Regions from separate parts of the Homo sapiens genome. Here all the other regions are linked to region 3. The links are chromatin contacts, found by Hi-C or POLR2A ChIA-PET in ENCODE. All regions are on one chromosome and are shown on one strand. The core of a region is the stretch at or near the end of the contact, and the rest is flanking DNA. Distances in the headings are between cores, read along the strand shown. Region 1 has its middle 7.7 kb from the start of MDS2. Region 2 has its middle 34 kb from the start of ID3. Region 3 holds the start of CNR2 (cannabinoid receptor 2). Region 4 overlaps LOC124903876 (a long non-coding RNA gene).

Region 1 (3,094 bases), core at 337-2,836, 290 kb after region 3:
GAAGACTAGGAAGAAGGGGACAGATTCTGGAGCAAAACTGGGGAGATAAAATGGATTGGATTGGAAAGCTGGATGAGGAGCTGAGGAGCAGACCTCACCTGGGACAATATCCAGGTGTGTTGCCCTGAGACAGAGAAACCAGAAGAGGCAGGTGGCAGGGGAGAGTGAGATGATGAGTTTGGAGCTGGTCAAGTTGAGTTGGATGCAGGGGAGTTGCCAAGCAGAGATGTCTAGGAGGTGCTGTGTTTATGAATCAGGGACTCAGGAAGGGCAGAGCTCAGCTTAAAGAAGGTAACTGGGAGTGGGTGAGTTGTCCTGGGAGGATGTAGAGGCTGCGCAGTAGGCCGAGGTGCCCATGACTGCGGAGGCAGGAGGAGGAAGGGCTGCGGGGGCCTGCAAGGGAGCTGCTAGCTAGATAGGAGGAAGACGAAGAAGGGGATCCAAACTTGCCCTGAAGTTGAGGGAGGTGACAGCTTGGAGGAGAAAGGTGAGGTCCACTCCAGAGTCAGGTGTCACAGAAGGGCTGAGAAGAGGTCACTGGATCTAGCCATCAGGGTTGTCCATGCCCTGGGCAGGAACATTTTCCTGGTGTGAGGGGGACTGGACTCTGGAGAAGCTCAACGGTGAAAAGTCTTTCTCAGTGCACCCAGGGTGAATCATGGCCCCTTCCCAGCCGAGGTCCATTCTGCCTGCTTCTTCATCCTGCCCCTCACACTCCATGGATGGTACTCCGTGCCTAGTCCTGGTTGGTCTATACACTCCAGGAGCAATCGCTAGGAATCACGATAAGTGTATTCTCCATTTGAGCCTTGTTTCAGTCAGTCCTGAGAGGTCTGTATTATTTTCACCCCCATTTTACAAATAAGCAGACTGAGGCTCTGCCCCACGTGCCCAAGACTGGGGATAGGTTTCATCCCTAACTTGTGGGTCGCATTTGAGAACAGGAAACCCACATCATCTGAACCTACAACATCCAGACTCGGTGGTTCTCAAACTTCAGCCTGCCTACAAATCACCTGAGATTCCTATGAATTCTGCTCTTGGGCCCCAAACTGCAGGAATTGATCGAGCAGGTGTGAAGCCGTATTTGGAGATGTGTGTTGTTAACCAGCACCCCAGGTGGTTCCCATGCAGGTGACCGAAGTCCACCCTTGAGGAAGCATTAACCCAACCCTGTGCGGCACAGAGGGTATTTCAGGCACTGGATTGGTCTGGACCCCAAGCAACCGGTTTCTGGCGATCAGTTAGGGCTCTGGCTGCAGCTGGGAGCGGATTGGGGCGGAGGGAGGCAGAGGGCGGTAATAAAGAAACAACAGGAAGCTCTGCTTTTATTAGCCCTGGGTAGTAGCAGCTGCAGGTGAGTAATCTGATTTCTGCGGCGTCCTGTTTTCTCCGCTGCCTGGCGGTTCCTCGACACCCACTCACCTGCCGCCAGCCACGGGAGAGAGGGCAGGGGGGAGGGAGGATGGGCGTGGGGCCCCGCCCGCCCAGGTCCCTCGCCCACGCCCACGCGGGCGCACCCGCCGCGCCGACGCCGCCACCGGCTGCGCACCTGCCGCGCTTGCTGCGGGGAAGCCAGGCTCTGCTGTGGCGGCGGCGGCGGCGGCGGCGGCTGGCGGGGAGGAGACGCGGACTCCCACTCGCGGCCCTATCGCTTGCTCCCCGCCTCCCCGCCAGAGCTGCGCCACCAGGCTCTGGGCGCGCTCCCATGATCGGAAGGCTGAGAGCCGTCTCCCAGCTCCACCCTTGACTTCTGAACCTCAGTTGCTGCTTCTGTCAAATGGGAGCACGTCCACCTACCAGTGCTAGACTGGAGAGATCAGGAAAGGGGTGCTAAAGTTACAAACTGTAAAGGGCTGTAGCGATCACCAAGGCATCGGAAGGAAACTGGCCAAGAAAGGCAAGTCTCTTAGCTTTGCTGGGCCTCGGTTTCCTTATCTGTAACATGGGAATGAGTAACCCTTCCTCATAAGCAGATGATGCTCGTGACGTGGATGGAACGCAGAGCAGGACAAGGGCAGTGGCTGCCGTGGGGTCATTATTACTGTTGCTGTTAGCCCAGGCCAGAATCTGCATTCCCTCTTCTTACTTGGATACCCCGGTTTTCCCTGGTTCTCAGCACACGTTTAGGAAATGGGGGGCTTGGATCACAAAAGGATTTTCAGGGTCAGGGGCTTGCCCAAGACTGGGGATTGGCTCCATCCCTAACTCTCTGAACCAAGCTTTCCATCTGTAAAATGGGGTTGACAACAACTTCCCTGAAACCCACAGACATATAAAGACCAATGAGAAACTCAGAAACACCTGGTAAACTGCGAAGTACTACCCACATGCAAAGACTGTAATTATTTCTTCCAGGTGCCTCTTTGCCCTAAAGAGTCAAGGATGAGTCAAGAACCAAATGAGATGAGCCAGGAGGATCCCTGTGAGAAGGGCCGGATGGCATTCCCCTTTACCCATGGAGCTCACTGCAGTGTGCAGCGATGGCCCAAGGGTGGAGAGGAAGGTCAGGCTGGGTCCTGCCCTTGGGGGCTCATGTCCCAGTTAGCCCACGACGCAAAGGCCCAGGTGTGATGGGAGCACAGAAGAGGGGGGAAGCCGACTCTCTGGGCAAGGGGGATCAGGCTGGTACAGGGGGTACTTCCCAGAGGAGTCAGCCTTGACGGGACTCTCTGAAAAATGGTTGTAGCTCAGGTGGGGAGAGGGGCAAGGCACGTGCTGGACAGAGACGGATTCCAGCAGAAAAGTCCAGAGACAAGAAAGGGGGTAGTGTGCTCAGGAAAAGGGCGTGAAACGTGACTGAAATGCAGGATGGGGAGAGGAAATGGATTCAAGATAAAGTCAAATTGGAGCCGGGCATGGTGGTGCACGCCTGTAATCCCAGCTACTTGGGAGGCTGAGGCAGAAGAATCACTTGAACCCCAGAGGCAGAATTTGCAGTGAGCCAAGATCACACCACTGCACTCCAGCCTGGGTGACAGAGTGAGACTCTGTCTCAAAAAAAAAATTTAAAAAAAAAAAAAGATGAAGTCGAATTGGGAATGGCCTCCAGTTACCACCCTAGGAAGCTCAGACTTTATCCTGAGGTTGACAG
Region 2 (3,171 bases), core at 520-3,019, 320 kb after region 3:
CAGAGTATGCTGAGCCAGAAGGACCCTTGGGCCACGGGATCCAAGCCCTTCATTTTACAGATGTGAGGCTCAGCCCAGAGAAGCTGAAGGACTTGTCCCAGGACTCTCAGCCAGTTGGCTTCAAAGTCAGTTCCAGAGCCCACGTCTCTTCACTGCCAGCCCAAGATCTTTCCATTCACCCAGCCATGAGGGCTGGTCCTTGTTGATCCATTTGAAGCCTGTTCCTATTCCATGATATAGTTGCCTTCAGGTACCAGATACTGGACTGGGTGCTTTGCACAACATGCCTCTTTTAATCCTCACCACGGCCTCTACAGTCACCATTTCTGTTTCATAAATAAACTGAGGCTCAGAGAGGGTGTGTGATTTGTCCAAGGTCACACAGTAAAGTAAAAATAGGTCCAGGATTCAAGTTCATACCTTCCTGTCTCAGAAGCCTCTACTTACTATTGTCCTGACCCAAGGGGAGCTCACCATCCAGAGAGGGGCAAATATGGCAATACATACTTGCAACAAAATGTGATCAATGTTATTATAGATATAGTCTCAGGCACAGTAGACAGTTTCCTGAGGTTGCCCCACTTACACCTCACAACAGTCCTTAATATAAAGTACACATTGTTATCCCCATTTCACTGATGAGCAAACTGAGGCTCAGAGAGGCAAATTCCCCTATCCGGGGTCATATAAACCCTGTCTATCTCTCTGTCTGTCTGTCTGTCTGCAGAGCTCATAGTCTGTTCTCATGAACAAATCCTGCTCCTCTAAAGTCCTGAACAAACATTGCTTCATTCAGTCAACGTGCATTTCTTGCATCCCTATTATGTGCCAAGCCCTGTCTTAGATATTCTTGGAGGTAGAGATGAATAGAACATGGCCTCTGCCCCCACCTCCAGCCAGCAAAGAGGTAGATTGGGGGACCTTGGGTCTCTACCCTGTGTCCTCTATGTGACACTGATGGAGGACCCTTGGGCACTGGCCCAGCCTTCCCCCTTCAAAATGCCCATGGGAAAGGCCGAGGGAGGGAGGCTGAGACAGCTTCAGGCCCCCGGGGCTGCCTTGTCCTCTCAGCCTGGCTCTGACTCACCACCCACACCTGGCAGTGGCCTCAGGCAGCTACGCTGGAAATAGATGGGGAGGGAGGGGACGTGACACCTGCACTCTTGGCTGCCATTCCCACCCTCCCTGCCAGGAAGCAGGGAAACATCAGCTAACAGAGCCCACCTGAAACTGCTGGGCTTGGGAATGCTCCTGGGAGTTGAAGCCCCCAGCCGACTGGAAAGGCTATCCCAAGAGCCATGAGGATTACAATAAAAATCACGATGATGTCTCGCTTTTCACAGTGCTTGGTGGTTCTTGAGCACTTGTTCTATGCCAGGCCCTGGTCCAAGTAAGTGCTTTGCATGTCTTAATTATCTTGCTGAAGTCTCACGGCTCCTCAGGAAGTTATACTGTGATTAAGCCCATTTTACAGATGAGAAACTTGAGATTCAGAGAAGCCAAATAACTTGCCTAAGGCCATGTATTAGGCAACGTGCGCCCATCCCAAGCTTCTCACCCAATCCCAGCTCACATGGCTCATTCCAGTTCACAGGTGTTAGCTGTGTTCCCATCTGCCCTGCCCAATCACCTTCCCTCTTTGACAAGGCAAGCTCACCCTTCTTACAACTCTGGGAAGCAGAAATCAAACTATTACCCTTCTCTTTCCTCCCTACCTATCTCAACCCCACCCAGCCTTCAGCCCAAGTCTGATCATGTTGCCTCCCTGTCTAAAACCTCTCCACTGCCCTTAAGGTAGTGTATTCAGCTGGGCATGGTGGCTCATGCCTGTAATTTCAGCACTCTGGGAGACTGAGGTGGGAGCATCACTTGAGGCCAGGAGTTGGATACCAGCCTAGATAACATAGTGAGGCCCCCATCTCTATAAAAATAATAAAATGATTAAAAAGATAAAATATATTCAGAGCCCTTCAAGAACTGGGCCCTGTCACTTTTCCAGCCTCATCACTCACCAGTCTCTGCCTGGGCAAGTCAGGACACCTCCCAGTCCTTGTTTTTCTGGTGGGGACGATGACACTTCCTCACAGTGAGGAGGATGGAGGGGGCAGATGTATGTGAAGTTCTTAGCAGGGCACTCACCATCTGTTTGGTGTTCAGTAAACCTTCATGTCCTGCTACTAGCTCTGAGCCAGAGGCTGGGGCAGAGTTAGTGATGTGTGAAACAGTCTATTCTCAGCCAGGCTGGGATCAAGGGCTTCATGGTGGGCCGGCCAAGAGCTATCAGTGTTACTGGAATTCATTATTTCAAGAAATGCTGAAAAGCTTCAGAGCAGCAGTAACAAACTAGAAAAAAAAAAAAGGCAAAGGAAACAAACTTTCACAACAGGCTTTTAAAAAAAATCTTTACCACAATGTAGAAGGTAGATATACCCACTCTACAGAAAGGAAAACTGAGGTCAAAAGGGTGACAATAGACGAAAGGTGTCAGGGACAAGGCCGGATCTGGAACCAGCTGTCAGGCTCCAAAGCCCATGTTCCTTCCTCTCCTGCACCCAGCCTCCCCAAGCCTGGAGGGTGGAAAGTGTTTGCTTAGGAGAGGAGGTACTAGTATATTGGGGAACGGGGGAAGAGGAGGATGAAGAGCTTGAATGGGGGCCCAGAGACAGGAACACAAGGCAGATGTGGGTGCAAGGGAGTGGAGATCAATAGCTGGGGTGAGGTCATCTATGACAAACAGAGATGCCTGGATTTGATCCTCTGAGACCTTTGAGCCCAAATCCTTCCTCCCCCTCCACTCCCCTTTCCAGATGGGGAAACCGAGGACCTGTGCCTTGCCCAGGCCTCCATAATGCCGAGGACAGTGAATGGCTGGAGGAGGCCTGAGGGACGAAAGGAGGAGGTCCCGGGTGGGCAGCAGCTGCCACCTCTCTCTGCCCGCCCTATGCCTCTCAGAACAGTGCCCCCACCCCCAGGCTTGGCCTGGTCGCCTGACTTACAGGTGGGAGTGACTCAGGCTGGGGGCCTGCCCTGGTAGCGCTGGCCCCTGGGCCACAACCGAGCTCTGGGCCTCTCAGCTGTGATGTCAGCGGGCTCTTCCTTCCTCCCGCATCTGCTTGAAAAGGTCACCTATTTTAAACTCTTTCTCACCCCACCCTGCCCTTCCCCCAAAAG
Region 3 (3,136 bases), core at 175-2,674:
TAGCATTTTTTAAAGGTGTGACTTTGGGCTTTACATTCTAAAATTGGCAACTGGCTGAGCATGGTGGCTCATGCCTGTAATCCCAACACTTTTGGAGACTGAGGCGGGAGGATTTGCTTGAGCCCAGGAGTTCAAAACCAAGCTAGGCAACATAGTGAGACCCCCATCTATACAAAAAAATTAAAAAAAAAAAATAGCCAGGTGTGGTGGCACATGCCTGTTCTGCCGGCTACCTGGAAGGCTGAGATGGGAGGATCACTGGAACCCAGGAATTTGAGGCTGCAGTGAACTATGATCGTGCCGCTGTACTCCAGCCTGGGCAACAGAGCGAGACCCTGCCTCAAAAAATTAAAATAAAATAAAATAAAGTAAAATAAAATAAACAGGAAGTGGCTGGGCGTGGTGACTCACCCTGTAATCCTAGCACTTTAGGAGGCCAAGGTGGGTGGATCACTTGAGGTCAGGAGTTCAAGACCAGCATGGTCAACATGGCAAAACCCTGTCTCTACTAAAACTACAAATTAGCTGGAGGTGGTTGTGTGCACCTGTAGTCCCAGCTACTCAGGAGGCTGAGGCAGGAGAGTTGCTTGAACCCAGGAGGCAGAGGTTGCAGTGAACCGAGATTGCGCCATTGCACTCCAGCCTGGGCAATAGAGCGAGACTTGGTCTCAAAACAAAAACAAACAAACAAAAAACAAAACACACACACACACACACACACAGGAAGCTATCACATAAGTCAAGATTTCTGGTATCTCTTGAAAAATACAGCACAACTTCCAAATGCTTGGAATATCTGACAATTTGCCTATACTCCCAAGCAGAAAAGCTTGGCTGGAACTAAGAGGTACCTGCCCCTCTCTACTGGCCCAGATCAGGGTCTGGGGTGTGGGGCAGATACCTCTCAGCTGGGCCAGTAGAGAGGGTCAGGTACCTCTCAGCTCCAGCCAAGCTTTTCCACTTGGGTCCTGTGTTCCCCCTATTACCCACAGTCCCTACCACTCCCTATTGCCCCACACCAGGATCCATCACCCATTATGTTAATCTGCCTGTAGGCATTTGCATTTCAAAGCTCTGGCCTAGTGGTGAAGAGGCATTGGAATGGCATGTCCTTTTAGGTGATCTACTGTAATGTTGGTGCATTATCCCCATTTTACAGATAAAGAAACTTGCCTTTGGGGAAGTTAAGTGAATCAACATTTTAACGAGGCTGTATTAGAACCCAAGTCCCTTGACTCCAGGGTCTAGGCCCATGCCCCACCCTGGCCAGAGTTCGTTGTAAGAGATAACTCAACCGCAGGGGCAAGAGCATTGTGGCACCAGGGACCTGGAGGGGAAGTGGTAACAGGCACGGAAGGCCAGACCTCCTCACACTCACTCATCTGTGAGAAAGTACAAAAGCAAGAGAAAGCTGGCTTGGGGTGGCACTCAACAGGTGCTCTGAGTGGCACCCACGGCCAGGTCCTGGGAGAGGACAGAAAACAACTGGGACTCCTCAGCCCCCGGCAGCTCCCAGTGCCCAGCCACCCACAACACAACCGTGAGTAGCTTTTTTTGTTGTTTATTTTAGGCTTCTTCCTCATTCCCCAACACCTGTATTCTTTTTTGTTTGTTTGTTTGTTTTTGAGACGGAGTTTTGCTCTGTTGACCAGGCTAAAGTACAGTGGCACAATCTCGGCTCAGTGCAGCCTCACAGGTTCAAGCGATTCTCCTGCCTCAGCCTCCCGTGTAGTTGGGATTACAGGTGTGCACTACTGCGTCTGGCTAATTTTTGTATTTTTAGTAGAGACAGGGTTTCACCATGTTGGCCAGGCTGGTCTCGAACTCCCGACTTCAGGTGATCTGCCCACCTTGGCCTCCCAAAGTGCTGGGATTACAGGCATGAGCCACTGCACCTGGCCAAAACCTGTATTCTTACCTTATCCCTTCCCTCCAGGGACACAAGAAGCCAGGTGGGCCTGTCTGGGGCAGGGGATAGATGTCATTTCAGGACACCTGGGGTTGTGGAGGACCAGTCGCAGGAAAGTTCAGGGCTGGCATCCCCCTCCTAGGACCAAGAATCAGGACTTTGGCTTTCATTTCATTACAGAGACAAGAATCACACACACAGAGATGGCCTTACTGTGTGCCAGGCGCTGCCCTAAGAGCCTTTAGTGGTTGGATTTATTTAATCCTCACAACAGCCGTATGCAGTAGGAGCTATCACTGTTGTCCACTTGATAGGTGGGGGCTAGGTGACCCACCTGAAATCATGCGGGCATTGAATGAGAGCATTGGCTTGAGCCTAGGCACTCCGGCTTCGCGGCCCACCCTTCAGCCACCAGGCTATCCTGCCTTACGAGGTGTGGACTGCAACAGTAGATGGGGGCCAGGAAATGACAGGGGCTGGCAGAGGCCTTTGAGATGACCAGGTGAGTCCTGCGCTCTCATTTTATAGATGGGGAGACCACAAGGTAGTGTTAGGGGCACACTGGACTCAGGAGGCCAGGGGTCTGCTTTGGTGTAAGTTCCACTCAGCGGAGGGAAGAGCAGTATTTTCCAGTGTGCCCTGGGGTCAGCGTCCAGGTCTGAATCCCAGCTCTGCCACTGGTAGCTCGATGGCCTAATGCAAATCACTCCATTTCTTTCCTGCTCAGCTTCCTCTTCTGAGAAACATGGGCCTGAGAAGGTCACTCACAGGCTTGTTGCGAGTCAACTGTCTGATGCGGGCACAGGGCGGGCAGCAGCACAGGGCTCGGGAATGGCTGTGGTGGAGAGTTTGATCTTCACCCCATCTGCTCTTGCTGTGGATCTGAGATGAGGATAAAATGAGGCCTGGCTGCTTTTCCCTGGAATGAGTGGCAAGTAGACACGTTGGCAGCATGAAAACCAGGATGGAGGCTGGGGAGAAGTTCAGGGAGAGCTCAGGAGGTGGAGTCCCAATAATCCTGGCCCCAGCTCTGTAACCACCTTGTGGCTTACCAGAGTGACCCCCTAACCTGCGCTGGGCAGGTGAAGCATATCCTTTACCCTTTGGCCGGCTAAGGCCAGGATAAGGCAGTGAAGACGGGAAAATGGCAGCCTGGCTCAGCCAAGCAGAGCCCTCCAGCGCCAGCCCCCTCTCTTCCCACCTCATTTTACAGTACCAGTCACTCTT
Region 4 (3,232 bases), core at 668-3,167, 340 kb after region 3:
ACAGCCCTGTGAGCAGGTAAGGCTGTCCACCGTGTGACATCCTATGTTCCCTGCCACCCCCCACCACCAGTAGCCATGAGGTTTTCCTTCTCAGACACTGCTACCTTAAATGCACTTCATCTTTTTAGGTTAAAATGATATGCACTTCAACATGAATCTCCTTGGCAAGTATCTGACACAGTAAGCCACTATCAGTCACTAAGAATAATTCAGGATAAATTAGTTTTTCAGTTGCCTCCCAACAAATAGGCCGAATGCAGGTTATACTGAGAGTGGAAGGTAAACAGAGGCTGACAGCTTAGTGTTCAGAGGCAGGCTTAGGACAGTGCTGGCAGGTGCACAGTTGTCCTCAGCAATCCTAGACCATCAGTCATTCCCCTACCAGCCAGCACCACCTAGAACAGGCCTCAAGTCTGGGCCCTGCCTAGCTTTGCACCCCCTTTCAGAACCTGCTCCTGACCCTCCCCCACCTTCAGCTCTCCTGGTCTTTTTACTCAGTCTGGGGCCTATTCCCTACTTTCCCACTTTGACCTCTAATCCTGTCCTCAGTCAGAGCCCAGATTCCTCCACCAGCTGCTGAGACCTGCCAACTTGCTAAGTGATTGCCCTACTCAATGCTGAAGGCCTGACATATCAGCCCGGCTCTCTCAGCAAGCCCCAGGGCTGTGAAGGAAACTGGGCAGAGGGTGTCACAAGAGTGGAGGGAGAAAAAACCAAAGCAAGGGTCACCCATATCTCTACTCTGCCCAGAACCCGCCTGCTACGCCTATTCATTAGAACATTCATGGCCATTTACCGAGCTCTTTAAGCTATGAGTCTTGCACACTTACAACAGCTCTCACAGCTGTGCCCCACTCCCCCATCCCTGGAGACCTACAAGGGCCCATATTAACTGTATTACTTCTCTATTGCTGCTATAACAAAATGACTACAAACTTAGTCACTTAAAACAACTTAAGTTTATGCTCTCAAACCAACCTGATCTCACTGGGCTAAAATCAGGGTGTTTGCAGGGACTTCCCTTTCGGAGAATCTGGAAGATAATTGATTTCCTTGCCTTTTCCAGCTTCTGGAGGCTGCCAACATTCCTTGGGTTGTGACCCCTTCCTTCATTTTCAAAGCCAGCAACATGGCATCTCTCTGACCCTGTTTTCGTGGTTGCCTCTCTTTCTCTGACTCTTTTCTGCTGCCCTCTCCCACTTTTAAGGACCCTTCTGATTCCATTGGACCCACCTAGATAATCCTGCATAGCAACCTTCATTCCATCTGCAAACTTAATTCCCACTTGCCGTGTAACAGTACATTCACAAATTATAGGGATTAGGACACAGACATCTTTGGAGGTGACTATGATCCTGCCTACCATGTTAACCAACCCAGAGTGGCGGGGACCATACAACCCAGAGAGCTTGTGCTCCTTCTCAAGGGAGCAACTGCTGCTCAGCTCCAGCTGTCATCATCATGCATCAGTATGGGTTCAGTGTGGCTGAGTCTGCCAATATTTCAAGTGAAATCAGAAAATTGGACTTTCAGGTGAAGATTTCCAATTCTGACATCACTGTGCAGACCAAAAAAGAACAAAAAATCTCATAGGCTAGATATAGCCTGAAGCCACCCAGGTGTGACCTCTGGGTCCACCTCTACCACATCAGCTGTGTGAGATGATGAGATTTCTCTGGCATTTACAGGCTCTGCAGGTTCTGGGGGATGGAGAACCAGTCAGGCCTAGAGGCCAGAGAGAATGTGGTCAGGAGCATAGCGGGTACTGAAGGGGGTGCCTCAGGGGAAAGTTCAGAGGGAGAAGGGACTGACCATCTCCCTAAGGGACTAACCATCACCTGCAGGAAGCAGCAGTGCCTCAAAGGGTACAGGAAATCAGGCTGAGGCCGACCTGAAGAAATCAACCAGAGTAAGGTGGGCTTTATGGCTTGTGACCTCAGAACAAATCAAGCACACTCTTTCTACTTTCAAAAAGTATCAGTTCTTCCCCTCCCCACAAAACTAGCAACATTGGCTGACTGTGAGAAGAGGATGGCAGGGGCCGGGGTGAGAAGGAGGCCTTTCACTTTATGCCTCTCGAGCTTTTTGAGTTTTTAACCAGGTGAAAGTATTACCTACTTAAAACATTAAATTCAAAAGCTTTTATTCATTTAAAAATATTTTAAAATACAATCGATTACATTAGAGGTAAAAACACAAAAGTAGTTGTCATGGTGATGCTACTGCACTTCCATGAAGATGGTATGTGTGGTCATATAACAGGATGGTTTAGAAATGGTGAAATCTTCATACATTTGGCTAATTACTCCGGACCCATCGCCTGTCATTCAAACTGATGGCTGCTTTTCCTTATCCTTACATGCCAGCACTTGAATAAACCAGGTTGGTGTCTTTTGGAGTTCTTTTCCATTCTGACTGGCACAAAGCTAAGGCTCTGGAGTCAGTCGGCTTGCCTCTTCCATGCTGTGTGACCTTGAACAACATGCTTAGCCTCTCTGAGCCTGTTTCCTCATCTGTATAATGGCTTCATAGGCTTTTTATGAAGATAAATGAGTTAATGTGTATAAAGCACTTGAAACAGCACAAAATCAGTGCCCATAAATGTTGACACTTATTATTAACTATTTTCATTATTCTTTTAATCTTGTTTATTTTTGAGTGGGGGGATTATTAAAACCATAACTTAAGACATGTAACAAAACATAAGTAACGTAGGTGAACTAAAATGAAGCGAATTTAACCTCTGGTCCCCCAAATCCTTACAAGCGCCCTCTTAACAGGAGTATCATTGTCTATTTCATAGATAGAAAAACTGAAGCTTGGGGAAAGTGAGTGAGTTGCTCTAGGACACTGAGTTTGGAAATAGAAAAGATAGGAGCTTGAACCGCGTTTTCAAGACTCCAGATCCCATGGCTTTCAACTCGAGGCTGTCCTACAGTATGATTATAAAGTAACAGGTGCTCCTTCCTTATTTGGTCCAAAAGAAAAAAAAATTGCAGGGCTCAGAGGGGAACTTGGCTTTTTGATTTGTTCAGTTTGGGGTCAGCCCTTCCTTGCTCCTGGCCCCAGATTCAGTAGATTCCAGGGTGGGGGGGTCAGGTCAGCAGGTCTCTGGCTTATATTCTGGCCTCAGCTTTGGAGCCAAGTTATTCTCTCCCCTGGGAGGGAGTCAGGGTTGGGGAGGGGGTGTCAGAGCCTGGAGACTGCTGTGGATGTCCCTGGCCCAGCTGTG

Evidence for each region. A loop is a pair of places that touch in the nucleus more often than their neighbours do. ChIA-PET counts read pairs that join two places held with the same protein, here RNA polymerase II (POLR2A). Pooled maps may share reads with other maps.
Region 1: a pooled map shows a loop between it and region 3 (4-fold over the local background). The contact joins the enhancer-like site here to the promoter of CNR2 in region 3. A Hi-C loop is called at or near these places in 1 of 37 single-sample maps with no recorded cell type and 2 of 50 pooled maps. POLR2A ChIA-PET finds 5 or more read pairs at or near these places in 2 of 52 experiments (GM12878 and OCI-LY7).
Region 2: a map with no recorded cell type shows a loop between it and region 3 (2.0-fold over the local background). The contact joins the enhancer-like site here to the promoter of CNR2 in region 3. A Hi-C loop is called at or near these places in 2 of 37 single-sample maps with no recorded cell type and 2 of 50 pooled maps. POLR2A ChIA-PET finds 5 or more read pairs at or near these places in 1 of 52 experiments (OCI-LY7).
Region 4: a map with no recorded cell type shows a loop between it and region 3 (10-fold over the local background). The contact joins the enhancer-like site here to the promoter of CNR2 in region 3. A Hi-C loop is called at or near these places in 2 of 37 single-sample maps with no recorded cell type and 2 of 50 pooled maps. POLR2A ChIA-PET finds 5 or more read pairs at or near these places in 3 of 52 experiments (GM12878, OCI-LY7 and activated CD4-positive, alpha-beta T cell).

The regions. Positions count from the first base shown.
Region 1 is chr1:23,618,088-23,621,181 of GRCh38, reverse strand. No RefSeq gene overlaps it. Among named protein-coding and RNA genes, the nearest start is that of MDS2, 7.7 kb to the left of the region's middle. RefSeq lists a silencer at 1,394-1,663 and enhancers at 1,169-1,669, 1,670-2,170. Within about 2 kb of position 1,586, at least 9 of the 41 ENCODE cell types and tissues checked have a DNase peak (open chromatin) inside an H3K27ac peak, as active enhancers do; they include OCI-LY7, where a contact is called at or near this core.
Region 2 is chr1:23,591,654-23,594,824 of GRCh38, reverse strand. No RefSeq gene overlaps it. Among named protein-coding and RNA genes, the nearest start is that of ID3, 34 kb to the right of the region's middle. RefSeq lists enhancers at 583-1,353, 1,354-2,125, 1,849-2,128, 1,382-2,581. Within about 2 kb of position 1,769, at least 12 of the 41 ENCODE cell types and tissues checked have a DNase peak (open chromatin) inside an H3K27ac peak, as active enhancers do; they include OCI-LY7, where a contact is called at or near this core.
Region 3 is chr1:23,911,650-23,914,785 of GRCh38, reverse strand. CNR2 (cannabinoid receptor 2) reads left to right here and starts at 1,424. Exons shown (of 2, transcript NM_001841.3): 1 at 1,424-1,540. RefSeq lists enhancers at 1,098-1,612, 2,386-2,555.
Region 4 is chr1:23,573,039-23,576,270 of GRCh38, reverse strand. It overlaps LOC124903876 (a long non-coding RNA gene), which reads right to left. Exons shown (of 3, transcript XR_007065537.1): 3 at 2,571-3,232. Among named protein-coding and RNA genes, the nearest start is that of ID3, 15 kb to the right of the region's middle. RefSeq lists an enhancer at 1,425-1,514. Within about 2 kb of position 1,917, at least 5 of the 41 ENCODE cell types and tissues checked have a DNase peak (open chromatin) inside an H3K27ac peak, as active enhancers do; they include GM12878 and OCI-LY7, where a contact is called at or near this core.